Linked DNA regions of Homo sapiens: region 2 is linked to region 1. Evidence: chromatin contacts called from ENCODE Hi-C data. All regions are on one chromosome and are shown on one strand. The core of a region is the stretch at or near the end of the contact, and the rest is flanking DNA. Distances in the headings are between cores, read along the strand shown.

Evidence for each region. Hi-C counts contacts between places; a loop is a spot of excess contacts on that map. Pooled maps may share reads with other maps.
Region 2: a loop to region 1 is called in a pooled map, with 5 times the contacts of the local background. The contact joins the enhancer-like site here to the promoter of HEY2-AS1 in region 1. A Hi-C loop is called at or near these places in 4 of 50 pooled maps.

What each region holds. Positions count from the first base shown.
Region 1 is chr6:125,745,032-125,752,198 of GRCh38, reverse strand. It overlaps HEY2-AS1 (HEY2 antisense RNA 1), which reads left to right and starts at 2,774. Exons shown (of 5, transcript NR_183491.1): 1 at 2,774-3,240. HEY2 (hes related family bHLH transcription factor with YRPW motif 2) reads right to left here and starts at 2,567. Exons shown (of 5, transcript NM_012259.3): 1 at 2,340-2,567; 2 at 320-398; 3 at 109-192. The coding sequence starts at 2,422. RefSeq lists silencers at 2,349-3,058, 4,233-4,412 and an enhancer at 6,183-6,850.
Region 2 is chr6:127,481,395-127,488,561 of GRCh38, reverse strand. MTCL3 (MTCL family member 3) reads left to right here. Exons shown (of 7, transcript NM_001400265.1): 5 at 5,578-5,649. It overlaps SOGA3-KIAA0408 (SOGA3-KIAA0408 readthrough), which reads left to right. Exons shown (of 13, transcript NR_174482.1): 5 at 5,578-5,649. Among named protein-coding and RNA genes, the nearest start is that of KIAA0408, 26 kb to the right of the region's middle. RefSeq lists enhancers at 4,129-4,258, 6,171-7,167. Within about 2 kb of position 4,286, at least 4 of the 41 ENCODE cell types and tissues checked have a DNase peak (open chromatin) inside an H3K27ac peak, as active enhancers do.

The DNA.
Region 1 (7,167 bases), core at 1,525-4,024:
GCTTTAACAAGAACCCACATTCCCAGATGAGCGAATCAGATTGTGTTTGAGCTTTTTTTTGGGGGGTGGCGGGGTGGGTGGGGGGATTCTGGGGAGGGGATAGCTTACTTGTTTTTCAAAAGCAGTTGGCACAAGTCTTCTCAACTCAGATAAACTGTTATTTATCCGATCCCGACGCCTTTTCTCTATAATCTATCCAAAAGAAGCAAACAACAAAAGTTTATGAATTCACAAATGATAAAATTACTCAAATGAAAAAATGTAACTGTTACACAATAGTATAAGTTACATGAAATAAAAAGGGGGAAAAATCACATACCCCTCTCCTTTTCTTTCTTGCCATAATCTGAGATGTTGTTGTTGGAGAATTCAATCTAATCACAGAGCTAGTACTTTGCCTATGAAATAAGAAGAGTATGTCAGGTGCTGCATTAACATAACAATAGTTTCTTCTGGGTACTTGTGGCACCCATTAAATATTCAGAGTGATTGCACAGTTCAAGTCTGTGTTATTTTATTCTTAGTTCTTGTTTCACTCTTAACGGACTTTGCTTTCAGCCCGGCTGTCTCTTTTCAGGTAAAAATTACGCCTTAATTTGTAATCCAGATGCTAACCCATTGGCCAAAATGTCCCACAATTTTTACTTGAAAGTCTCCCAGTGAAATAATTACCGGCAGTTGGGCTGAGAAGTTAGATATTAGCATTTCCTAGTTCCACTCATATATTTTAAAGTCAACTAATCTCAAATAGCTTTCCTTCTCCCTCCTGTCAGGCACACTGAACAAAATAATGCCACTTTTTCAAATCAGGGTTATGTTAAGCACCACTATCAAACAGATGTGCAGTCGTCATACGTCAAACTCTTGTCTCTAGGTGCAAACTTTAAAATAAATAGAAGTTATCTTACTGTTTCAAAACTTCAGTTAGTCATATATTGCAACAGGAAAAAATTGACAAACTTGATGTTTTGCATACTAATCTTCCAAAAATATGCCCTAAATATGCCACTGATAGGAAAATTAAAACTCATTTTATTACTAGGTGAATGTTTTACTTTGAAAATGAAACTGTAGGTGTGTCTCAGACTTTAGGCTAAGCTTAAATCTCCAGAAGCTGCAATGCACCTTGGATTTACTAATGAAAATATATTTTTATATTGAAGGTTCAATCAAAGTATTATTTGGTCACATAATTTTTACAATCCTTTCTAGTTTGTATCTGTTTCTCTTCATAATTCATGGATACTATGCTTCTTTGTGTTCTCAAATTCCCCAGGTTCCTGTTATTTGTTCTCTTTCATTTTAGAAATGCTGCACACACCAGGTTGCTATTACCTCACCTTCTCACTTCTGGATCTTATTTCTGAATTACCTGTCCCCCTCATTTTCACCCCTTCTTTACGGGTTTCACCTTTCACGTGATAGCTTCTGTTTTTCAGACCTCATTTTTAAAGACGGCACAACAACACTTTAATGATCAGATACTTAAACCTTTGCTTTCGTGTAAATATCTTTGCTCTTGCAGATTTTGTGCTTTGCTTTGTATGTATTAGAATAACAATATGAAAGAAAACCAGTTTTCCAAAGGTAGGAAGAATTTCCCTCTTTGAGTGACAGCTGCAGATAAATAATTAAGGTGCTTCTGGGGATGCCAATTAGAAGCAATTATCATTTGACCCGCCTTGGCTCTAAAATGCCTCGGTAATCTCCCTCTGTCACAGGAAAGTGGAGGTCTGGCTTCTGTGATTACGACGCCGATCTCTTCCAGACTTGAGAACAAGCAGTCAAAGAAATGATGCCCTTTCCGATGCTTACATCTGTCACTCACTCTTGCGTTAGCCAAGTCACACACGGTCAACCTGCAAAGTTCAACCTACGTAGCCTTGACATCGCAGGTTGCTTTAATTCCTCCAAAAATCAAGTTGTGATTTTGGTATCTCTAAAAATCAAAAATCAAATTGTTTTTATTTTCTCCTGATCTATTTTGAAAGTGCCCCCAAATACGGTTTCAGTGGCTGGGACATCGCCTGTCGCCCAGACGCTGCCGTTCGCGCGTCCAACTGTGACAGCCAGGACCCTCCCTCGCCAACTCCTGCGCTCTGCCTTTCAGTGGCGTCTCCCATCCTGGCTACTCCACCCCTACGGTGAAAATCCACATCCCTTGCCCCATCCCAACTCACGCTCTGCGAGCGCCCACCACTCAAACTTTCTCAGGCCAAACTTTCCCTCTCTACCTAGATGCTGCGGAGACCAGCCTCGGGATTTCCAGGGAGCCACGCATTCACAAAGCTACCCCAAGCTCCCGAGCTGCGGGCCGCTCCCGCGGAGCCCGCGCTCACCCCGAGTAATTGTTCTCGCTCCCCACGTCGATGGTCTCGTCCATGTCGCTCTCGGAGGTCGTCTCCTCGCAGGGGCGCTTCATCCCGGCGAAGACCGCGCGGGGCACAGCCCGGCCGGAAGCTCGGACGCCGAGCGGGGCGCAGCACCCTGACGCCCGCCTCCTCCCTCCCCGGGCCTGGGCAGGCGCGGCTCCGGCGGCGGCGCGGTCTGCTCCTAGCGGCTCTTTCCCACGCCGCAACTCTGCTCGGCCGCAAGAGCCGGCGCCGGCCACGCCCCCCCCTCGAGCGGGTGGGGCCACCTCACCCGCCCCCGCGCACCGGCCCAGGCCTTCCGCCCGGCACCTCCCCCTCGCTGGTCGGCGTGGCTCGCGATTGGCTGGGCCAGGGGGCGGGGCCGCGCTCGCCAATGCCCGCCGCAAGGCTCCAGCCGAGGCGTGGGAACGCGGCCGCGGACCTGGTACCCCAGAGCAGCGAGCGGGTGGGGAGCAGCCGGGGCGAGAATGAGCGCAATCTTGCTAACCCCTGCGGAGGGAGCGCGCGGGCGCCAACGCGGGCGCGCGGGGGCGGGCCCTGGACCTGGACCTTGGGTTTCGGCCCTCCTCCGCGCCCCGCGGTCTCGCGGGCGAAGTTTCAGTCCTGAGTGTAAAGAATAACCCCAAGCGCGTGGCTAAGTGCGAGCAGGCGCGTGTGACGTCGGGAGGCGCCGCGGCTCCTCGGCCGCCCCACTCGGTGGTCCCCTGTCTGGATCCAAACTGCTGACTGGCTGACCCGAGTGGTCACATTTGCCCTCTGGGGCTTTTGAAAACCTTAAATCAAAATTGCTTTTGAATCTGACAACTCCTGAGGCTACTTTCGCGGCCTCGGGGCTGTTTCATATAAGGACGCGAGTTTTCCTGATCAGGTCTGTCGGCCACGTTACGATTTCCAATTTGCGATCCATCAGTTACTTCCATTGGGTCTTCAGCCCCCAGGGACTGTGGATCCTAGACCCCGCGGAGAAGCCCGTGGACTGGAGCTGTGTCAGCTCTGATGGTAGGAAAGACTAGATCAATGACGCGGGCATTTCAGGACATAATCGTATATTTTCAAGTTCGAGTTTTTCGGGCTTGGATTATCCAGATAATTGCCTCCAGTCTCCTCCAGTCCCCCTGGTGTATGCACTCGCAGCCGCAGAGTTAGAGTCCGGGAGGTGAAGATTGGCGCTTGGAAATTAGATTTGGTTTCTAAAGTATGAATTCGTGTCCAACAGTTCGTGCCTTGGACAACGTGGGTTGTATAAAACTCAAGCTGTGTGTTTAAAACAGGTTTTCTAGCTGCTGGTTCTCTCCAAGTTATGTAGGACTTTTGAACTGGCCACCCCGCTGTGCGTCTGCGAGGGCAGGGACTGAGCGAGACCCAGCCAGGGGCGCCGGGAGACTGGCGGCGGCTGGGTTGGGGTCCAGCCGGAAACCACACGTTGGCAGGGCCGCTTGGTCAGTAGTGGAGAGAGCCTCTGAGAAAGGGCCGTCTATCGATCCCCAGACCCCTCCGTCACGGAGGGATTCATAGCTTCCTGGGGATCGGCCCAGGGCGTCCCTTTGACACTCCGTTCTCTGTCCACACAAGCCCGGCGCGGGGCGGGGAGAAGAGGAAAGGACGCGACTGGGAAAGACGGGACCCTGGCGGGGTTTGGCCCGGGGGAGAGCGGGAAGGAGCCCGGTCGGCGCGGAGGACCTGCGGCCAGCGTGCTAAGCCCTTATTAGAACAGAAACCCCTTTCCCCCCACACTCTCATCTCTTTTGCGCGGTCCCCACCGCCATGCCTTCAATAACCTTGTGAATAGAAACCCGAATCGTTCCATCTTGGCTTCTGAAACTTAACCCCAGGCAAAGCACACACTCGGCGGGGCCAGGTGGGGCTGGATGGGGTCCGCGCCCGACGGCGGGGCCGCGGGGGTCGGTGAACCCCAGCTCCCCTGTCGGCCTCAGGGCGGATGGCTGGGTCGGCGCGGGGTTCGGGGCCTCCGATCGGCTGCACGAGGGCGGGCCAGGACCCAGACCCCGTCCCCGCTCCGGCCCCGCAATCCAGCGGGTGACGAGCCTGACGCGCGCCGGTCGCCTGCCACCTCCCGCCCCGAGCGCCCTGGGCCAGTACCTCCCGGCCGCAGGTGAACGCTCCGCGGCCCGCCAGGCTCAAGCTCGACCGTCACAACTTTCCGTGAGGGCTGCACGTTTTTCTGAATTCAAATGCCTGCAGGTGCAACTCATGTTTGCCACACGGGCAATTAGCGGGCGCGTCCAAACGCCTGAGGCAAAACCTGAGATCATCACTGAAAAAAAAAAATCTAACAGTTCTTTGCCACTATACTAGTGTATTTAATTATGATTGCGAAAAATTGCAGAGGGAAACGATTTGCTGGCAATTAAGTAGCAACTGGTTAAAGTTTTTTTTCAATTTGTCTTTGAAGACAACTGCTGTACTATGTATAAAGAAGAGTATAGCAGGGAAGTTCGAAAGCACACACGGAATTTTAAATCTGTTAAAAATATTTTTTAAGCAAAGAAGGTGGTATTTTAAAAGCATTTAAAACAGCGCCTGGTATATAGTAAGCGCCATAGAAGTCTGTTAAGAATGCATAGGGCAAGAGAGCTCAGGGTTTTGAACGCTATCAAAATAATATGCTTATTTATCTGCAAAACACAATAGCAATTAGGCAGCACGAGATTTCCCCATTAGGTCGTTTATTCTCCTCAGCTGTTTATTCCATTTGCCTGTCCCTTGGTTGAGCGCCTTGTCTGTCTATAACCGAAAGTGCGTTTCGGGTCAGAGAGACAGAAACAGACACAGGAAACCCTTTAAAGCGCCCCCGCCGACTTAAATACGGTAGTGGATTGGAGGTGGGGAGGTGTAGGGGAGGCGTTATGTGGAGAGAAAGAAAAGAGAAAGAATGAGGGAACGGCGGGATTTCAAGCCTCCCCGCCCTTCTGCGACAACCTTTTCAGCGAAAGGGAAGGCTTAGGAAGAAAAGATGTCCGCGCGTAGAGCAAACCGCAGTTCTTTCCTTTCTTTTTGAAGGATTTGTACCATGAGTTAATTACACCAAAAGATACGAGGGACTTTATTAGAAAGGAGATGCCGTTAGGAAAGAAAGGCCAGGACGGCCGATCTAAAGGGAATGGAGAAGGGAAGACTCAGACGCCCTCCCGAAATTGGTGGTCTAGCCTGTGTTTTGTGCTAAATGTTATTTAACTTAATGGCGTGGGAGTGAGATGTTGAATGCAGAGATCTGGAAATACCAGATTTAGTGGTCCTGTTCCTCCTCCCCGACTCTTTTCACACCCATTTAATAAAAAGTTACAGTTTTTACACCCGTATTGATAAATTTGGCGATGTTGGCCAAGTATTATCTCGCCCCGCAGATTTTGAATTTTGTTGCACAAACCGATGAAATGATTGCTTTGCTATAATTGTAAAACTTTTTTGGAACGAACCTGGATTTTTTTTATGCCTCTTCATCTACTTTTTGCTTCATTAGAGCCCTCTGGTTTTCCAAGATCGACTGTCACACTTTGTTATTTGTTGCTTCTCTAAATCCTTTGAGATGCTGCTCGCAGCTACGTAAAAAACGTTGGCCACTCAGGTATTTGATGGGCTTAGAAAGTCACCAAGATGTGACACCATTTAAAAGTTTTAGCTTGGTTTCTCAGTGAAATAAGGGCATCTCTGTTAATTAGAAAACTTTGTGTTAGTCTGAGATGCCTAAGAGCATAGTCCAAATTGAAAATTCCAATATTTTGCCACATCTGAAATATAATTATTTACACAGCCTTCTCTTTCAAAGGGAGGACAAACAGGTTGCCTTGAGAAGAGCTATTCTATTTGCAATTGCTGGGGCAGGTGACAAACACGTGTGTATCTGTGGGCAGCCTTGTTGGGCTGCCTTCCCTGACTACAAGGCTTTTGTGAGCTGGTAACGCCTTAAAATGTGTGAGAATGCTGCGCCCTAGGAGTGGAGGCCAAGGGCAAGATCCTTGTACATTTCAATACCTTTTCCAACATCAGGCTGGCAGCAGGCAGGCCAACCTAGGGTCACTGTGTGACACATATTTGCAAGCCAGTAAAGCAAAACAAAGCTGAAAGCAAGTGCAAATTTAGGCCCACCAACCTTGAAGTCATCCCTGAAAGGGAGCTGCTTTACTAGTTAATTTTTCTTGCCCAGTCAGCCACACAAAATGCATTGTATTTCTTGGCTTGCCCCAGTAATTGCGACTTACTTGTTACAGCAGAAGCTTCAAGGTAGGAAATCTATGACCCAAAGCTCTCTCTCGAAAGTTAGAATGTTTAAACTGATCTTTAAAACTGTTGTTGAGGGGCAATTTATTTAAAAGCTTTTATTTTATGGTGTTGTTAGTGCTTAGCATGCCTCAGGATAAAGACTAGTTTTATTGCAGGACCCTTGAGAAGAGGGGTGTATAGCAAGTAACCAGTTTTCCGTGTGCCAGTAAGCAACAGTGAGAACACTCAGTGTATTAGCTTAACTTTTTGTGGGAGTTAAATTGATGTTGGCAGGCTTTGCCTTTAAGGAAGTTCTTTTAAATTTCCATTTTCTTGAAGTTGGTTTGATTGGCAGATTTCCCCCCTCTCTTAAGGATACAATGAAACATATTCACTTCTCTTATGAAAATATTCTTTTAATAAACTACATTCCCATCCCCTAGAAAAATGCCCAGCACACAGTAGGGGTACAATAAATGGTTTCAGATTAATTTCTTGTTAAAATTAATGAACTCTCTGCTTCTTTACTTGTATATGTAGAATTTACACTCATTGGAATAATAAAATAGAAGTA
Region 2 (7,167 bases), core at 3,037-5,536, 1.7 Mb before region 1:
AATCTAGGTAAGAAATAAAGCTACAGTGGCTGTTTCCTCATTGAACTGACATAGACTAAACAACTACTTTGTGTCAGGTATATTTCTAAGAGCAGGAGCTATAACAGAGACCAATTCTAGGAGCCTGCTCTTGTGGAGCTCACATTGCAGAATGAGAAAACAGACATTGAAACAAACAAATATACAAGTCAGTTGGTGAGATTAGAGGAGCTATGGGGAAAAATTAAAAAGCAGAATTAGGAAGACAAGGAATATGCAAAGGAAGAGAATGGCCGAAGGATTTGCTTTTTGATATGAAATGGCCTGGGAAGGTCTCTCTTATTAGGAACCCTGAAGAGACTATGGAAGTGGGTCATGAGAGTATATGATGGAAGAATGTTGCAGGCAGAGGAAGCCATAATCCAAAGGCCCCAAACAAGGGCATACTTGGTATGTTTGAGGAACTGCAAGGATGCCTGTGACACTAGAGCAAAGAAAGCAGTGAGGAGTGTGGTGGGAGATGAGGTTGAAGGGCTTGTTTGGGATGTGGGATTGGGGGGTGGGGTGACCACATAGAGTGGGCTGGTAGTTGACAGAACCAGCTACACATTCTAGTCACTCTGGGAGCTTTGAAAAAATGTCTGGGCCCAATCCCAAAATCTGTTTTAATTGGTCTGGGTTGAAATCTGGTCAAGTCTTTATAAAACATTACCAGAATAAATCCAGTGTGTAGTCAGGGTCTGGTATACCTTAGTAAAGCATGACTCTAACTCAGTGAGATGGGAAGCCACTGAAAGATTTTGCACAGGATGATACAGCTTGATCACCCTGGCATGTGCCTCTTCTTCACCCACATTCCCCTCTGGACCTTAAGATCATGCCTTAGTATGAAGCTTGGGATCCTGCCTCACCCTTTTAGGGAAGAGAGTGAATGTGGTCCTAAGTAAGCTCTCTGGGCACTTCACCTGTTCTGCCTCTGCCAGTCTGTCTGGGTAAGTGTCAAGGATGTAATAGAAGGAAAAGAGGAAGACTTCTAGGAACAAGAGCCCATTCTGTCCCCTTCCAAGACAAGTTGGAGACAGAGCTTCTACCTTTTTCAGTTTCCTTCCAGCAGGCAATCCCTGGGCCTCCCTCCCAGTGTTACCCTATAGTCACAGTATTTACAGATTGATTTAAGAACCAGTAAGTGGTGTATGTCACTTCTGCTGATCCCTGTGTTGAAAATATTAAAACTTCTGCACATGTGTCATATATGTAACCTAGTACCCCAAACCTTGCTGTCACGCTCTGTTACCATAAAGGATATGCTCAGAAATAATATAAGCCTGCTATCTAAATTGCACCTTTTTCTGTCGAAGTAACAGTATAATGTAGTTGTTCAGAGTGGGAACTCTGAAACTGGCTAATTTGCATCCTGGTTCTAACACTAGCTAGCTGAGCGATAAATCCATTGTGTGCTTCAGACAATGGTGTCAATAAGTCTGTTGTCAGTCTGAATGAGTAGATACATATAAAGTGCTTAGAAAAGTGCATGACACATATTTAGGGCTCAAAAGATCTAAATATTAATGTCTCTATAGTTTCCTTCTTGATTTAATTACCACACAAATGAATCTCTCTTTAATTTTATCAACAGCATAGGAGACTTCTATATGCATAATATGTCTTTTGGTAGCATGTTAGGCACATTCTTCTCTGTGGTTTAATTGCTGAAAACATAAAGATGCTACATACTAAGTGGAGTAAATTTTAATTGAGAAAAGGAAGATAATCTCAAAACATTTTTAGAAAACAAACAACCCATTTTATATCATTGCTGTGAAAAAATAATTACTGGCAAAACTCTCTAATTCCTGGCCTTCTCATGATCAAAAAAAACAGCAGCCTCTTTTGGACAAGCTGAGGCTGGGAATGTAAAGAATTAAGAAGTGGACAATAAATGTTTTCAACGTATTTATCTAGAGAACCATCTAGAGAAGTGCCTGCTTTGCCAGCAAATATGAAAATCTGAGATTTCATTGTGGCCTCCCCAACTGCTCCCCTAGCAGAGGTTACAAGATTTAGTGGATGATGGTGGGGGAGGATGACAAGGGGGGAGGTTACACAGTTTCATCCTCACAGGAAAGGGACTACTTGGACTCACATTATTTCTCTAACTTTCTGTATCCATAGAAATGTCTCATCTTTGTTTCATAGGATTCAGAAAGTTAACATAAACTTACTGGAATATGAAAATATGAAATATTTATTGAAAATGCAAATGTGATACTTACACATAGTAGCAGCCCTAAAGGCACCTGAAAGCTAATGTATCTTTATTCAAGGGGAAGGCTTTACTTCAGAGCTTTATTTGAGCTTAACACTCCACCTGAGTGATATTTAAATAAAAGCAAAATAGAAAATGCCTCTTAGGAAAGAATGCCCTAATTTCAGCATTGCTCTTATATTAATTTAGAGGTCTCATTTTAACATTGCCCACAGGATAAAGTCTAAATTTCTCAGCTGCACAAGCTGACCTCAATCTTTTCTGCATCTTCTTTTACCCCATCTCTACAGTGGCCCTACCTCCATCACTTCTTTTCAGGAGTTAGTGCATCTGAAAGGCAAACTCATTCCTCTATATCTTTACTCCTACAACAGTTTGTTCAGTTTTATTTCTGTTGAAATTTTGCATATCCTTCAAAAGTCAGTTCTCTTGAATGATTTTCTCTGATTCCCCAGATCTGGAATTAGAGCTTCTTCCTTTGCCCTCTCAGTCCCTTTTTGTTCATTTATTGCCCTGAGTTAGTTCTGCCCACTGTTTTTGCTAATTGCATCCTTTTTATCATTATAAACAGTTAGCTCTTTGGGGAAAGAGTACAATATTTCTTAGTCACATGTGTTTGGCATATATACAGTACCACATATAGACCAGAAACTAAATACCTATGAAATGAATGAAACACAAAGACCAAAAAACATTTCCAGAACTAGAACATACTTTCCCTTGAAACCCCTGCATGTAACATCTTTATCTCACAGCGATTTGTACTGCCACCCTTGTGTCTTTGTATATCTCTATGACAGTCTAATTATGACATTTCTTGCTCAATAGGAGCATTTAGTGCTCCAAGTTGACCCTAGGACAATAATTTGACCTGAATAAGATAAAATTCAATCTTTATTCAATGTCCTTCAAGATCTGACTTATGCCACCAGCAAATCTCATGTCACTCCTCTCCTCTCACTCTGTAACACCCATATGGAATTTCTGTCCCAGAAATGGTTTTTCTATGTGGAATGCCTTTTTTTTTCCCTTTTCCTCCTCTTCATCTTCCATTGGCTAACTACTCATGCACCAGATTCTAGATAAGATGCTACTCATTTTGGAAATTATCCCTAGCTCCCCACACCATCTCTAGCCCTAGATTAGATAAAGTCTTTCTCCTTAGTGATCTAATAGCTAACAGTTAGATATGAGAAAGACTTGGGTCAAGGTCTGAAGTTATTGTTACCAACTAGTAACTTTAGACATTTGCAAACTTTAGCTTATTAAATCATAGATCACTGGGCCTCATCCTCAGAGTTTCTGAATCAGTGGTTCTGGGATGAATCTCAAGAATTTGCTTTTCCAACAGCTTTCTGGGTGACACTGATGATGCTGTTCTGAGGAGCACAGAGATAACTGATGCTTTTGATAATTTATTCATCTACTTCTGTTACCCCTGTAAACTTTAGTTTCAGCACCTGCAAAGTGAGGCTAAAAGGAGTGTTTAAAAATTAGCTGAGATAATGTATGTGAAGGGGTTGACATGAATTAGGGCTCAATGACAGTTAATATTGTTCTTGTATTATCATTGCTTTCATAACACTGTGTTGAATTCCAGACTGAACAGATCATGCCAAGTAAGCTGAGAACCCCCAAAAGAGCAAAGATCACATTGGTTTCATTATTATTGTGTCACAGGTATGTTATGAAGTGCATTGGTAGTCACTAAATAAACACATAATTGAGTGAATTCAAATACAAGCATTCAATAAGTATTTAGTGAAACAAATTCAACGCTTCTTGTAGGCAGCCCCTACCTAGAATGTTCCAGGTTTCTTAGTTTAGCTCACTTTATTCTTGGTATTCTTGGGACTGTTTTGTTGATTACTTCCTAAATTACTTTTTGGTTATGGTGAGTCAGTCCCCAAGCTTTCCTTTCTAAGAAGATTATACAAGCAACAGAAAGAACTTCTTCCTGTAAAGAACTAGAAATGAATAACCACGTGGGCTATTCATTTGTCTGTGTAGTTTCAGTTTCATACTGAATGAAAGCAGTTGCACCAAAGTATTCCCCTGCCTTCTGTGCTTGAACGTATGCCTTTACTTAACAGTGGATATGGGTTAGAAATTAACATGTGAAGAATTTAATTTTCATTTCTTTGCGAATTTATGAAGACTCCTGTTTGGAAAAGGCTTCCCTATTTTTACTGTCAGTCTATACCCCTGTCCTTCTCTTTGACCTCAGAACCTCGATTTGGTATTCATATATCATTAGTTCAGCAAGTATTTTTTTCACCACCTGCCATGTGGCAAGCACTATTTTTATGGTGGTGATGCCACACTAAATCAAAACCCCTGCTTCACAGAACCTAAAGCATAGCATTTATCAATTTGCACTGTAATTGTTTGCTTCTCTGTCTCCTCCCCTGCTAAGTTTCAGCTTCCTGATGGTAGATGCAGTATCTAATCAAACTTTGAGTCTCCCCCTCAATGTGTAGTATATGGTAGACAGTCATACATACGGATAATTATTGTTTACATACAGAGACCCTTCTTCTTATATTGGTGTGAGAAATGGAACTGAGCACCAGAGATCATATTACGCTTGTCCTTGAAACAGTTTGGCACTAGCTGTGTATTCTTTGACTTCCAAAGTGTTAGTTTGAATTTTAATTAGGATCAGCCAGTAAAATGTGGGAGATTTTACATAAGAATCCAGATTCCCAGCTTCTCTTGTAAAAGCCCACATTCCTGTATCACACAATGAGCTGAAGCTGTGGCTGGTCCACCTGTTTCTTGAGATGGGGCATGCCTTCTCCATTTCACTACAACCCCTACCATGCCCTATCATTTTGCACGTGTCGAGGAGGAGCAAGGGGGTGATGTGTGGTGAGGGGAGAATGAAGTGCTTCCGATTCTACATAAATTCACTGAAAGTGTGTGTTCATAAGCTTATAGCAACCTAACTCCCAACATTGGAAATAATAACTTACTTTTTTTCCTTCAGTGATGTGGAATGCTAACAAGCATTTGTTTACATTTGAACTATATATCATATTGAGTCAACAATCAATTTTGTCTGTTGTTTTTCTGCATTTTCACAGTAGGTTTCCTGTATTTCTCAAATTAAATAATTGCCAGCTACATTCTACTGTGATGTGTATCCTAGTCCAAAGTAAAAATATATCTAAATCTATCTGGTTTAGGATTTTTTTTCCTCCTTTTATGATTATTGAACTAACTCTTTTTATTTGTCTTGGTTTTGTCGTTTGAGACTAGAATACTTAAAAACATAAAATTGAATTAAAATTATAGTTTATCCAACTAAATATATTCATGCTTTGTTTCAGTTATCCTTAAAAAGAAGAGGAAGCAAAGATTTGCCAAAATCTGAAAAAAAGGCTCAACAGACTCCCACAGAGGTATGTGGAAATAAAATTTCAACTAGTACACCAAGTACCTCTAAGTGTATATAATCACAAACTACATTTATAAATAGATATAATGGCCAGATAAACTTATGCAAAACAAAGTCAAATTTGCATATCAATTATGTAGCTGTAGATACAGGTAGTATAAATCAGAATATTTACTTATAAAGCCAACCATAACATCCCTATTATAATTGCTTTACATTGTAAGCACACAGAAAAATGTCATTCGTATTTTATACGCTGCTATATTTGAGAACTATACTCATGATGCTAATCTTGTCCTTTTATAATTAATAAGGTCAATAGAAAGGCTGTTCCTATAGTGTCAGGAGAAAGTAAAGAAAGGAATGTTGCAGAGGGAAGTCAGAAAGGAGAGAAAGGCTCATTATATCTTTAGAGAGCCCTGGAATGAAGTAATTCTCCATACCAGTGATTGGAGAAGCAAAAGAAAGGAGACAAAAGAATAAAAATGAAAGTTGAAAGATGTACTCAACATGGGTTTGTTAAAAACCTTAGAAGCACAGCCACAGTAAAGACTAGCTTTGCTTTCAAGGTAAAAAGAGGTGCCAATGGTTGTAATGAAGAAGATTTTAAAATGGAAGAGGAAACATTTGGGATAAAAATGACACTATTGTTAAGGAAGGGGATCCCAATCCAGACCCCAAGAGAGGGTTCTCGGATCTCGTGCAAGAAAAAATTCAGGGCGAGCCCATAGAGTAAAGTGAAAGCAAGTTTATTAGGAAAGTAAAGGAATAAAAGAATGGCTACTCCATAAGCAGAGCAGCCCTGAGGGCTGCTGGTTACCCATTTTATGGTTATTTCTTGATATGCTAAACAAGGGGTGGATTATTCATGCCTCCCCTTTTTAGACCATATAGAGTAACTTCCTGATGTTGTCATGGCATTTGTAAACTGTCATGGCACTGGTGGGATTGTAGCAGTGAAGACGACCAGAGGTCATTCCCGGTTTTGGTGAGTTTTAGCTGGCTTTTTTACTGGAATGCGTTTCATCAGCAAGGTCTTTATGACCTGTATCTTGTGCCAACCTCTTATCTCATCCTGTGACTCAGAATCCTTAACCATCTGGGAATGCAGCCCAGTGGGTTTCAGCCTCATTTTACCCAGCTCCTATTCAAGATGTAGTTGTTCTGGGTCACACGCCTCTGACATTATAACTCTCCAAAAGCACTTGGCTAGATATTAACCTTTAAACTATGTCAGTTGGAATCTATGGTACTGTAGTATACTTTTGTGATTACAAGGTTTTTTTCACATTAGATAGATAATTTAACTAAAGTGATTTTAAATATTCAAAATTTGAAAAAGTTGATCTCAGACATTTTTTAAAGCATAACATATTAACTATATATTATTTTCCTTTTTCCTCTCTGTACCTGCTCTGTTCCTGCTCTGTTTTCTCCTGGTACTTGCACCAGAACATGTATGGACCTCAGCATTTTTAGAATCCCAGAGAGTCTCACAGCCAAGACCATGATATCATTTTTT